2 separate regions of the Homo sapiens genome follow, and region 2 is linked to region 1. The links are chromatin contacts, found by Hi-C or POLR2A ChIA-PET in ENCODE. All regions are on one chromosome and are shown on one strand. The core of a region is the stretch at or near the end of the contact, and the rest is flanking DNA. Distances in the headings are between cores, read along the strand shown. Region 1 overlaps NAV2 (neuron navigator 2). Region 2 overlaps NAV2 (neuron navigator 2).

Region 1 (6,795 bases), core at 315-2,814:
ACTGACCACACGACAACTGCTTCTGCGAACTCTGGAAGCAGTGTGGCCGTGCCTGACTGGGAACAGGTCCAGCACATCAGAGTTATTAACTGAGGAATTCCTACAGTCCCACTCAGAGACGCAATACATCCACGAGGCATTAATAGTGGTCATTTATACCACCCACCCCCAATACCAGGAGAGACTACCACTCAGAAACGCAGCCAGGAAAACCAAGCTTTCACCGTGTAGCAGAGCAAAGGCAAGGAACAGGTCCCAGATGGAATCCATCATGCTTGCAAACTTACCTGCTCAATTTGGCTGTTTCCTTCCTCATTGTTCTTCTCTGCCCCACTCTGACCACCAGAGTCCATGCTAACAGGCCTCCTTTCAAAAAGCAGTCTCACTAGGGAAAGGTGCTATCATCTGAAGCCCAAACTGCTTTACCTGTTCTGGGAAAACTGGAGGCAGGTGCAGCCTAATGAGCTTGGGAGGATGCCTGGGCCTATGGCAGCTCTGAGCTGGCAGCTGCTTGTATTTACAAACAGGAGAGAGCGTGAAAGTTTCAGGCTGACTTGTTGTCTGAGGTGGCTGAGAATTCGAACCAGCCATCTCCAGACCAATAACTAATTTAATAGCAAAACACTGGTGAACACTCATGTGCTAATTAGCCACCAAATTTAATTAAAAACTAATCACAATGTAAAAATACAGCATTGCATTAATAAATCACATGCTTTTTTAAGAGCAAGAAAAAGTGCTGCTTCCTCGAATAAAAGAGATAAGGATTAAGCATTTTTCCCCGGGAACTGTACAGCTGAAATATGCTCTGTGGTGAAGCATGCTCTCTCCCATAGATGAGGCCTGACTTGATAATTAACTGAATTACTAGACAGGTGAATCAAATCAGCATTGTTTAAGCAAGTCTTTCTCAAATAGGACAGCTTCCCCTTCACTACCCTCTCAGGGTCTTGCAGAGGTGGCTGGTATGGTTGAATCCACATTCTTGGAGTGAGTCCTTGGCATCCTCAAGTCTAGGCAACCACTGAGCAACATAAAGGAAAACAAAACCAGAGGAGCCCACAAGCATCCCTTGTCATAATGGTGTTAATATCATTCATAAGTAACAGGTGGGCATTTCTAATGATGAAGAGGCAGCTTCGTGACAAGCGCTCTGACTCACCTTCTGCAGACAGCCCCTGGATGTTTATTCCCTTAGCTGCCAGGAAATTCAAGCAGGCATCTATGTTTTCAATCTAGGAGGGAAAAACAACAATATATACTTAATAAATGTTCAGCCTCTCCAGAGCCATCTCTTATGAGGAACAATGGGAAAACAGAATGCTGTAAAAACGGCCGATGAACGAACGCCAAGATAGGACACTCTCTTTTGTCTGTACTTGCACAGGAAAAAGGTTACCTAATATCCCAACCACATAGTGCCAAAAGTTGAGGTCTTGCATTGCTCACAGCCGCCAAAAATAACCAGGGTGGAATGGGAGCTCTCATCTTGATCACTGTCACCACCAGTGCAATCCTGAAAACTTGAGCAGTTGCCAGAAAAATGGAGGTGGGGAAAGGGTTAGTGGACACACCCATCTACCAGCAGCTGGGAGAAATTTCCAGCCACCAAAGAGGCAGGCAGTCAAATGTACCAACAGTGAATGGGAGTTTTCGCAGGAATCTGGGTAGCATTTACTCACAAAATTCTCCGGATGGCAGGCATTGCAAATGACTGGGGAGGGCTGTGACCTCCTGAACCCCTCTGTCCTTTGTGCTTTCTGTGGCAAGAAAGGACCCACGAGAGTCTGTGAGATCTGCCAGGTTTGCCAGGGCTGACACCACAGCCAAGGGCAAGCCAGTGTCCAGCCTTCCCAAAAGAACAATTAGGTCATTCCCAAGAAGCTAATTTTACTTCAGTTGTCAGGGCTAATTGTTTTTTGGTTTAAAGGAAAATGTTCTGGCTTGATTAATGTCAACGGGTACCATAAGTAAAAGAAATTGCTTTAGACTTGGCACAGAGGTCTTTGAATTTCACACAATTTGCATTTCACAATGGGGACCCCACTCATTCCCCTCCACAATCACCCCACCCCTCATTACTTCCCAGGTTCCGTCAACATTCCTATGAACTCAAATCAGTATTTAACCCATGGAATTTATTTTGAACTAATAAATGATTGCCTTCCACAGTATACATGTGACCCTTCTCGTTTCTTCAACTCCAAGCAATTTCCCAATGCTCCTTCACAGCCACAGAAAATGTAAAGTGTCTACACTTAGGAGCTCTAATTTGAGTAGCGTCTAGCTCCAAGGCAGTCTTCCCAAAGTTCACATCCACCCACCTATTGACATTTGGCATTTTATGACTTATCTACTCCCAGTCTTCACATCTTCCAAGTGCTTTAAATTAAGCTATGGGATACCTGAATAAAACTGCACCCATAATATACACTCTACTCAACCCTGAGCTTGAAGTTACTCCATCCTTGCATTTTTAGCATAGGTTCCCATCTCCTTTCCAACCTCCATCTCACACTTCAAGGTCCTCATCTGGAAGACATTTTCTCATCTCTAGAAAAAGGTGCAGAATGCAATTTGCTGCAAACTAAATGTTGATGCTATGCGTTATGCCTTTCATCATTGCAGAAAGTCCTTTCTTATACACATGGAGGAAAGGTGAGTTTTCTTTTCATCTTTCCTGTCCTCTGTCCAGCCCCGTGGATGACCACTTTTGATGGTGTTGGTTTTAGCAAATATTATGTGATAGAGAAAGTGAAGTAAGGAGGTCAGATTTCTGACCAAGATTACACAGGTCAATGTCAATGGCAGAGCTGGGTGAGAAACCAGGAGGTCCTCTTCCCTGTTATACACAGGAGCCTGCATTTACATAAATGCAGACAACCAGGTGCTATTGGCTTAGAGGGAATGAGGGAGGGGAAAGTAAACACAATACTGGCTGGGAGTACCCTGTGTGTGATGTCTTGGAGCAATCTGCTCCCATTTGTAAGTGCAATAACAGTTGTGTCTCTAAATGCCACCTCACCATACCATGAAACCCTGCTTTTGAGAACAAATGTTAACTATCAGTCCTTATTTCTACTTTTGTACACAGTGGTAATATACCAAATCCACTCAAAAGGACTTGTTGCCCCCCAAAAGAGACACTAGTATTTAAATAATAATAAAATTATAAAATCTCTCTTCTACTGCTTGCCTTTTCCTATCATTCTCTCCTACTTCTTTTATATAATATCTTGCACATGGCTGGTGAGTGAGGCTTTGGCAATTATGTCCCCATGGAAAGTGAGAAAAAGAAAAAGCTCACCATCCCGGAATCTCTTATTGCAAAATCAAAAATAGTACACTCGATATTTATTCTGGGAAGTGTCACGGAGGTGGGCTGACGAGGTAGGTTAAGATTTTTCAGCAATAGTCCAGCAATATGGCACTGAAGAAAAAAATAAAGACAACCACCAACATATTCAAGAAAAGCACTGCTCTACTACAACACTATTTCTATAGAACTCACATTCCAAGAAGCATAAAGTACATTACTTATATTTATGGAACATTCAACACATACAGCATCATTTAAAGTACATGATAGTGTCTGTTTGCAAGGCTAGCCTTGATACATTTCAATTCAGCCATCTGCTGGACTTTCTTTTAATGTCCGATTCTATTAAAAGAATGAATAATTATAAATAAGTTACCCGAATACTTCTTCTTTGTTAACTTTTTAAAGTCCTGTCATTTTTTTCCCAGAATTTTATAATTTTGATCAGTAGTTCTCCACTGGCTAGGGATGGAGGGTGGAGGTGAGGGACCAATTTGTCAATGTCTGGCAGCGTTTGGGGCTGTCACAATGGGAGCAGGGTACTACTCGCATCTTATGGATAGAGGCCAAGATGTAGCTAAACATCCTACAATGCACAGTACAGCTTCTCACAACAAAGAACTGTCCAGTCCAAAACATCAACAGTGCTGAGATTGAGAAGCCCTGAGTTATAGGATTATTTCAAGCATTCATTCAGTCAACATCATTGTGTAGATGTCTGCTCTGTGCCAGCATGGCACTCAATTCTTTGGATGGTGTTGGTTTTAGCAAGTATTACGTGATACAGAAAGTGAGGTAAGGAAGTCAGATTTTTGACCAAGATTACACAGGTCAATGTCAATGGCAGAGCTGGGTGAGAAACCAGGAGGTCCTCCTCCCTGTCATACATAGGAGCCTGAATTTAGATAATCCTTCTCTAGGGTCCACAGTGCGATTCAACACACACCTTGATTCCTGTCTTTCTCTAGAAGAATCAGAGCACATAGACAAGAGAGGCATTAGGATCTTCCTTTATTAGGTGAACAGGGAAGGCCTGAGGGCACCATTGTTTTCTTCTAAAGAGATGAAATACAGGGAGCCAAAACCAGATGGCTGGTCTGCACTCCAGAAGATGTTAAAACTAGAACTTTGTCATTATTTAAAAGATCATTCGTAAGTCCATCAAGTGCCTTGAATTTTTCCCTTCTACTATGATTTCTCTGTTCACAGAAGGAGTTCAAAAAACATTCCTCAAGTCTGAAATCCACTCTTTAATAATATTCCATTAAGGTTAAAAATCACTCCTGACAAGGCGGCCGAGACCCACGCTCTTTCATCTGCACCCCAGGAAGAGAGTGAGGCTGGGAAGCAGAATGGGGTCAGATGTGGCTTCCAACCTCCTGGCTTCATTTGGAAGGAGATCAGAAAGGGAGATTGTTTCTTTGATCCAGGCCCTCTTGTGATTAAAATTCACCTTAAGGTTTTCTTCTAAATACTGTACAGGTAAACACAATCCATCTTCATGTACTGTTGAAACTGCAAACTCCTACCACATCTCAAGAGGGGAACAGCCCCAGCAGCAGCACCCCAGTAGTCATTACAGCACAATGATGTCCTCGTGCCCATCTTTAACAAGACTTATGTGTGATCCAGACACACAGCATGAGATGAGGATCTGATTAAAGTTGGGAGGCAGAGTGAAAGAAAAGACTCTTAAACAGCAAAGTATGTAAATAAGACCAAACTTGTTCATTAGCATGTAGTGGCCAATATAAACTACTTTCCAAAATTAGCTGAAAAAAATCTGTATGAAGTCTGACATTCCAGTGTTTTTGAAGGGGGCTGGGGACTGGGTGAGAAGCTATTGTAGTTGTTGCCATAGAAATGGGTCCAAGAGCTCTGGGACTGAGTTCCTGGAATTTGCAGCATTAGCTGGGGTAGAGGGGGAAACCCAGGAGAGGGACTACCACGTGGCTTGGAGACTCCGGGAGCAGAGAGGTGTTGAGTGAAGGATGGAGGTAAAGAAAAGGGGCAGACCAGGATGCACCTCCCCAGAATTCCCTTTGTTTGGAGCCAAATGTGGCCTCCACCTTGTGCAGTGCCTGAACATCCATGAGAGAGGCTGCAATTAAGCCTTTCTGCCAATCTCAGCTGAGACTGCCATCCCAAAGTTTAGTTTCTCAACAGTCCCTGACCTTTAGACTTGCAGGGCAACTTCCATGGGCTGTGTTGCAGCCTTTGTCTCCCATATCCTGAAGTATTTCCCCACCAAGGAGAGCCAGGGAGTTAGAAAAATCAAAACAAATGCCAAACAACTGGAAAGAGAATCAGGAGATAGGAAGCAAATGGAAAACTTTGCATTTCAATCATGATTAAGGCTGGACTTGGGTCTCCTGATAACGTAAAATATGCAAACCTCGGAAGCACTGCTATATATCTCCCTGGTAGCTTAGAGACTGATCAAATACCATCTGTTGTGGCAGTTGTCATGGCAGCATTTTTCTCCGAATACCAGTGTAGCTGAGTGCAAAGCGCATGAAAATAATTAATGCAAAGGAAGACCATCTCTATGGGTGCTACCACAGCCTAGGGGAAGATGACATTCTGGGCATACCAAATAAATGGAACTGTAGTTCTTATGGTTTAATAGTTTTTTGCCAAGCCCCTTGGGAAATCTCCAGTCTGGAAGGAGAGGCAAACAGCTGCTGCATTAAAGTCAGGCATGGTCACAACCATTTTTGTAAATCATGAAATGCCTAAAGCTTAGGCAGTAGGAGCTTTAGACCCCAGGCAAGGCTAAGTGAGAACCTGCAAGTTCTGGTGACTTTGGAAGCACAGTGTAGCTTCTTCATAAAACTCATATGTCAACTCAACTTCCTCCCAGAAGTGTGTGGGACCCTCATACCTGATATTGCTATTTGCCATCAAAAGTAATTGTCACCCATTCATTTATCTATTCCTTCACCCCTATTTACTCAGCACCTACTGGGTGTCAAGCAATGTGCTGGTGTTGAGTATATAGTGGTGAATAAAACAGACATAATCCCCAACCTTGTAGAACCTACAGTCGAACGCAGGGAAACCAGCATTTAATAAAGAAAGCACAAATAAGTATATGATGACAAGCTGTTATGGTTACTGTGAAAGAGAAGAGTGTTGGGAACGTGTACACAGGAAGGAAGACCTAATCTAGCCTATGGGTGCAGCACGGCCAAGGGGAGGGTAACAGACAAGAATTTCTTAAGGAAGAGGCAGCACATAGGTCCATGGATAGGGTTTTTTGTCTGCTTTGCTCACTGATGTAGCCCCAAGCACCTAGGATAGGGTGCAGCACATAATAGATCTACTCAAGAATATTTGTTTACTGAAGGAATAAAGAGAAATTTGTGCTGAGACCTAAGGAGTTAGCCAGGCACCAAGAGTGGGGAGAATAAGAACCTACCAAGCCTAGGGAATCTAAAGCTAAAAGACTCCATACAGGATGCAATATACCACAT
Region 2 (7,165 bases), core at 879-3,378, 55 kb after region 1:
CCTCCTGTCTGCAGTGCTTACCATTTATAAAGTTCTTTTGTAAATACAATCCAATCTGAGCCTCACCACAATCCTGGGAAACATGGGCGGTGGCAGCTTGCATTCTCCCCATTGCATGGATGAAGCCAGTGAGATACCAGCTGGACAAGGTTAGCATCTGTCCAGCTAACAGACCAGGTATTCCAACTCAGTCCAGTCATCTTTATGCCACAAGGCAGTTACAAAAATCAGGCCAGGTCATTCAGATGACCACGATGAAGAAGAAGTTCTAGGATGGAACTGGAAGGAGCCTTGTGTTCCTATGAAGATGGGAATTTGAATTCTATGTCTAATCACCCAGGTCCAGCATGGGATGGGAATTCCCATGCAGGCATATAAGATGTGTTCATCCAACTTCAGAACCACATACAATAGCTGCCTCCTATTGAAATGTCTATTTTTAACATTCTATCTCAAAAGAAATCTCTTCCACAGGGCAGTGAGCCTAGACCCCAGGAGTTAAAAATAATAATGAGAACTCAGGGACATCCCCATTAATTGTGCTTGGCCTGGGTAGTGCTACACATCTAGAGCAAACGACACACATGTCCAATATCCCAGCAGCCTTCCACCTTTAATGAGCCACACACCCAGAGGATGAAGGAACAAGAGGATATCAAATACTCAGAGGACTCAGTAAAGTGGCTCACATGGAAAATGACCTCAAAACTGTGTGAAAACGTATCTTCATGCAGGGGTTTTTTTCCCTACACCTTTCATACCCACATCGTTCTTATCTTTGTACATAAAGGGCCACACAGAATATCTGCTCACCAAAGCAAATGCTTTGCGGGTTTAAACGTTTTTATAATAGATCACTCCAAGGTCAGCTGTATAGAGTAAGCATTAAGCAGATAAGAGAAGCACACTCTTTCCTAGAAAATAAGCACCTGCCAAGCCACCTAATAATGCTAATGTTGCCTAGGAAGTTGGGTTAGATAGGTGGGGGAGAAGGATAAGTTTTAGGAGGGGAGGGTAAACTACAGCATTTTTACAAGAAGAATAGGCTAAGAAGGTTCTCTCTCTGTCATAAAGCCATTGCCTCTGACCACATCAAAGTGACCATTCTACCTGGGCATGGTGGCTCAAGTCTGGAGTCCCAGCTGCTCCAGAAGGCTGAGGCAGGAGGATTGCTTAAGCTCAGGAGTTCAAGACCAGCCTGGGCAACATAGTGAGATCCACTCTCTCAAAACAAACAAACAAAAAAGTGGCCATTCTGATTGTAAAACCAGAGCGCCACACAGCTGCAGGCACCAGGACTGCCATTAGCCCCTGAGTTACAGTAACTGTCTGAAGGTTAAGGAGGCATAAAGGAATAAAAATGCATCTTGCCTTTTTGCTCTGTGAATGCATGCTCCCAAATGGATTCTCGGCAGCAAGTGGAAAGCCATGGGTACAGATGCCTTCCAGCTTAAATGATACCATTCAGGTCACCCTGGCCAGGGGAGGGAGAGGGCAGTGGGCCCTTCCCGGGACATCCATGGGTCTCACTGAACAGGAAATTGCTTCCAGTTTCCCCCAAGCAAGTCCCTCCTTCAATGAAGCCCTCAGGAGTACTCCCTGGCATCTCCTCCAACTCTTTTGCACCTGCTGAGGCCCACAATTAAGAAAACAAGCGAAACCTGCCACACCTGTTGACATCCAGGACCTTCCCAATTTCAGCTTCCTCAGCTTGGCCTTTGGTTTATGCAGTTGTATTTTCTCAGGCCACCAACAATGTCCAGACAGATCTTTCTCTACCTGCTCTAAAAATACACCACCCAGCCCTCACCCTGGGCGGACATATGAAACAAAAAAGCAGCACAAAGGTGGCAGTTAGCTCTTCTAGCTTTCCACAGATGAAAGTCCTGCTTGGAGGGCTCGTGGTCTCTGCTCTGCATAGAAAATAAATTGAAACCATCTCTAAACACAAGTCCAATTCAAATAAACTTCATTGTCTCTCCCCAGAGACCCTGCCAACATCCCTGGAGGTTGCTTACCACTTTATAATGGTCACAGGAATCCCGACTTTGACCCCGAGCGGGAACCCATAAGTTGATGCTTACAGGCATGGCTCAACCCACAGCAGCAGCGCAGTCCTCAGCAGTCAACGTCCCATGCCCTCTCTGGGAGTGTCTAGTTCAAAGCACTGTGGAAGCGTGTGAAGCCTCCAAGGTTAATTTTAGCTGAAGTCACGCACCCGCTGTGGTCAGATTTTCTTACACAGGCCACCTCCTGAATAGCGGCAGCTTATGTTACCCCAACCCACTGGGCGGCCCTCTGGCCCCCAGCCCTGACTCCAAACTGCTGCAATTCTTCCATCTCCATCTCCCCCATCAAATTCTCACCCTCCAAAATAATCCAACTCTCGGTGCTTACATTTTCATGACACACTCAGGGGAAATAAATCACTGTTTCTTTGGCTGCCCCAGGCAAACAAACCTGGGGAATCATTCCCCCACTTGGCCCACGCTTGGCAAAAGCTGGGCATGAAGCTCTAGGCCAAGGGACTGTGCAAACTTCACTTGAACCAGGCAGTGGCTGCTGAGGCCACACAAGAGCAAAACCTTACATGCTTTCCAACTCCTCCAGTGGGGTTTTGACAATCATCCTCAGAGCTTTTAGTCGCATGGTGCCTCCATGTGCCTCATCTTTTGCTTGACTCTGTTGAAAAGAAAAAACAACAGTGCCTGCCCTTACATTTCTCTAAAAGGCCAGTGCAGGAGAGGAATCTACATGTTTCATCGAAAGGTCTCACTCCTGCAAAGAAGAGTTTGAGCCTTCATTCAACTTTGTAGAGGTTATGAAAAGGCTACCGAGACATTGGCATGGGTGCCGGATTCCAGATTCCAACAAGGGAATGAGTATAGGCTTCAGGTGGAAGGTTATTAGAAGAAGTAAATTTCAGGCCTTGCCTCCTGCCAAGCTCAGAGATAGGGGCCTGGCAACTTCATGATGCAATTTGTGCAAGAGTTGCTTGCTGGACTGAATTCTGGTCTCCTCTTAAGATTGCCTTTTTTCATTGTGGACAGGACTATAGAAAGGCGATGGAAAAACTAAGCAAATCCAGAGTGGCCTGCTATGATCGCAGACAAATCCCACAGCCTGTAACCTTGAAGACAAAACTCTGGTATGCAGTGTTTAAATCAGGTGTTAAGGCCACATCTAGAAACTGCTCCAAGTAGGATGAAATGCAATATCTTTGCTCCACCTTAGGTCTACCTGTTACACTACCAAGGCATCTTAGGTCTTTCCTTCATATGACTCATTACTCTTGTAATTATTTAATTCATTCAGGTATTTATTGAGCACATACTCTGGTACTCTGATAATCTTAGAGGATTCAACAGTGTCTAAGGAAGTGCTCTCATGAGGCTTTATTCTACTGAGGATGAGAGGTAGGAGAGAGAGACAAAATGGTAATAAAAAATAAGCAAACTAATATTAGAGAATAATAAATGCTATGAAGATGCATTAGAGAGTGAATGGCCAGGAGTGGAGGGATAATGTGGTTGGGAAATCAAGAATGGCCTCTCTAAGCAGGTAATATTTGATTAGAGACCCAACTGATAAGAAGAGAGCAACCATGCAAAGGCTCAGGGGGTGGTTCTCCCAGACCAGCAGCATTAGCATGGCCTGGGAACTCATCATAAATGCAGATTATCAGGCCCCACTCCAGGCCTATTGAATCAGAAATTGTGGGGGGTGGCAGCTTAGCCGTGCAATTTGTGCAAGAGTTGCTTGCTGGACTGAATTCTGGTCTGCTCTTGAGATTGCCTTTTTTCAATGTGGACAGGACCATGGAAAGGCGATGGAAAAAATAATCAGCAGACTGGGTTTGAACAAGCATTCTGGTGGTCCTCATGCATACTACAGTCTGGGAACCACTAAGCCATAGGAAGACCATTCCAGGCAAAGGATTCTAAAGACAACGCGTATCTGTTTTGCTCACCACTGCAGTTCTCAGCCACTAGACCAGGGCATAGCACATAGTAGGAATTGAATAAATATTTTTTTTGACTGCTTACCAAGCTTAAGTACCATCCCCCTAGAATCCAGATAAAAATCACAAAAAGATAAAAATCACAAAAGGCTATCTGCATAAAACTTTAGCAAAAGCACGCAAAAAGGAAGAGGAGGCAGTCATTTACAATTCCAGGTGGCCAGTGGAAAGCTTTCTGTCATGCCAGAAACTGCCAGCCACTAAGAGCAACTCTTCCCAATCTAATAAACCTTGGCACCACAAGGTTGGCAATTAGATTTCCTGTAAAAGGCTAAATGTGGTAACCTTCTGCTTCCTGATTTTGAAACTCAGTAAGAAAGGCATTAGTGTGTGGCAGCTGGGATAATCATTTAATTGATCTTTTCCACCCATAGAAGCCTCCCTTCCCTGCTCCAACCCACTGACTTGTAAATCAATGTCACCTTCATTGTGAGCATGAAAAGGCAGGAAAAAACACCCCCCTTCCCAAACCAAATGGGAGTCAATTTCCTAATGAGGCCTGGGTGACACTCTAAATGGGTGCTGCCATTTCTCCCCCTCTGACCTCCTCCTTGGCCACCCACACAGCTCCATCCAGTCCAGTAGGAGAGCCCATGACATGCAAAGCAGAAGACAAGAGGCTTCCTACCAGCAGGAACTCCACAACAGAAAGGGTGTGGATTCTGATGTCAGCCGGACCTGATTCAAATCCCTGAACTGGATAATATTTAGAAAGCAACTAGACAGCCGTTTAGCATGTAGGAAGAGTTCGATAAATCACACACATTTTTCTCTTCCTCCTCAGTGTTGCTGTGTGTCATTCCACCCATTCATTCAACAAATATTTAATAAATACCTACAATGCACCCTTTCTGAGGACAGAATGATGAGCAAAACTGACACAGAGCCTATTGTCTTGAGGGAGTTGACAGATATTAATCAAATAAGGATGTCAAATAAAGATATTATAAAAAGATGCCAAAGGGAAACGGTGACAAAAGGTACAAAGGAGAAATATATGGCATTGTGACAGCCTATATTGGGAGAGTTCAATCTGTGTAGAGCTTATTAAAATACAGATGCCAAAATCCCAGGTGGGCATCTACCTCAACCTCAGGCCATAAGGCCCAGGCCCAGGTGTGTTTATTAACAAGCTTCACAGGATGTTCTCACTGTTGGAGTGAAAGCTTACAGATGAACAAAGATGGAAGGCTAGGATGAGCCATGTGGTAATGGATTAGAATTGAAGACTCTATAGAAACTAAAAACTGCTTTCAGTTTATAAACTATAGTATAGTTTATCAGTATAAATTACATACTGATCTATATAGCATGTCAGCGTAAAGGAATCTAGATAGGATATTCGTAGATACGTGTACATATCCTTGTTCTTTCAGCTGAAAAGTTCTAAAAATAACAACAGCCCAGTAGCAACAAGCAGATCTAGCCCCTGATCTTGGTTTCAATAGCATTCTCCAACCAAAAGAACCAGGGATCCTTGGAGAAATGATTCTTGGACTGGGGCAGGAAGAATTTAAAATAAGCCTGGAGCACAGTATAGTGCCAAAATGTAGGCATATATCCCCACTCCAAAACACAATGATGGAGTATGTCAAAGTGACACAGGAGCCAACTGAAAGAGCTCCCAATGGCCAAAGCTGACCAAGCTCAAAATAATTTGAGCAACAAAATAAGGTAGTATTGGATTATAAGTCAAAGTGTGAAATAATTGATACTGCCACAAAGAAATGATTGACTAAATAAATAGAAGAGAAAAATCTTCCATGTAAATAGAATTTCAAATAAAGTATGTAGATGTTCTGCTCTCAAGGTTAAGTGTGGGCTGCACAAAGAGTAAAACATGGAAAAAAGGGAAAGAGTAACTTTACAGTGAAGATACCGGCCAAACACTATCTCAGCCAGGTGATCGAGGTTAACATAAACATTAGCAAGTCATGTTGATAGCATGACCCTGATAGGATGGGATGAAAAATGTCACTTTACCTCTGTGTTCTTCCTCTCCAAAACCTACAACTTCAGTCTAATTAGGGGAAAAGCATCAGACAAATCCCAATTGGGGGGCAATAGCGATGATGTCCATTCTACAAAATATCTAACTATAACTTTTCAAAACCATTAGAAGCATCAAAAACAAGGCAAGTCTGAGAAGCTGTCAAGCCCAGAGAAGTCTAAGGATGCATGAGAGCTAAATGAAATGTAGTATCCTGGATGGGATCCTGAAACAGATAAAGGTCATTAGGTAAAAACTAAGGAAATCAGAATAGAGTATGGACTTTAGTTGATAATATTTCAGTGTGGGTTCATGGGTTCACTAACTAATATGTGAATATTAGTTGTTAATAATGGGTGGGGTATATGGCAACTTTCTGTACTATCAAATTTTCTGTAAAATTAAATCTAGTCTTAAAGTTTATTTTTTAAAAAAGAACAATTACAAAGCTCCATAGTTGACTATGGTGTGCAACCAGGTTTGAAAACCCAATTCTTAATCCTCCATGGATAACATGTGGATTTAGCCATTTCAAGGGCAGAATGCTAGCCTGATGTTTGATTTGAGATCAGAAAATTTCAGAAACTCTCATGTGTGTGTAAACACACAAACAACATACATGGGTATGTGAATATAAAGTTTATACCCTAGTTATTATGCACAAGAAATTCTTCCTGCATGCATGAATTTCCTAGAATACTCATTAGTAACTGTTCAGGATAAAAGGACTTAACAAAAAAGAAGCCATTCAAAACTCCAGGTTTTGCTTTGATCCATTCAAAAGGGCCATGAAAGAACTATTTGTGCCCAAACAATAAGTATTGGGAATCTCCAGTTAACAACCCTGAGCTCTAACTCAAAAGCTCCCATTTGTTTTTAGATAAAGATTCTGCATTTGGTTCTTCCTCACCATTAAAAGAAGGACTCAAAAATGCCAGAGGTTCCCTCAAGTTTACTTGATGTAAGACATTGTAATTAATAATCAATAAACTAGAAAACATCAGATCCTAAGAACACCAGTAGCAAAAAAATGTCTCCAAAATGAATTAAATACTCAATAACCCATGAAGTGAAGATTTATTTCTAAGGGGAAAAAAATATCCCCCATATGACTGGAAACATAAGCCAGGTTTTACCAGCAATAGGTGGCAGCA

The links. Hi-C counts contacts between places; a loop is a spot of excess contacts on that map. ChIA-PET counts read pairs that join two places held with the same protein, here RNA polymerase II (POLR2A). Pooled maps may share reads with other maps.
Region 2: a map of gastrocnemius medialis shows a loop between it and region 1 (11-fold over the local background). The contact joins two enhancer-like sites. A Hi-C loop is called at or near these places in 2 of 168 maps with a recorded cell type or tissue (dorsolateral prefrontal cortex and gastrocnemius medialis) and 4 of 50 pooled maps. POLR2A ChIA-PET finds 5 or more read pairs at or near these places in 3 of 52 experiments (H1, K562 and WTC11).

What each region holds. Positions count from the first base shown.
Region 1 is chr11:19,863,365-19,870,159 of GRCh38, reverse strand. NAV2 (neuron navigator 2) reads right to left here. Exons shown (of 38, transcript NM_145117.5): 4 at 1,163-1,235. Among named protein-coding and RNA genes, the nearest start is that of MIR4694, 110 kb to the right of the region's middle. Within about 2 kb of position 1,564, at least 6 of the 41 ENCODE cell types and tissues checked have a DNase peak (open chromatin) inside an H3K27ac peak, as active enhancers do.
Region 2 is chr11:19,808,709-19,815,873 of GRCh38, reverse strand. The region is part of intron 1 of NAV2 (neuron navigator 2); the gene reads right to left. Among named protein-coding and RNA genes, the nearest start is that of MIR4694, 52 kb to the right of the region's middle. Within about 2 kb of position 2,128, at least 3 of the 41 ENCODE cell types and tissues checked have a DNase peak (open chromatin) inside an H3K27ac peak, as active enhancers do.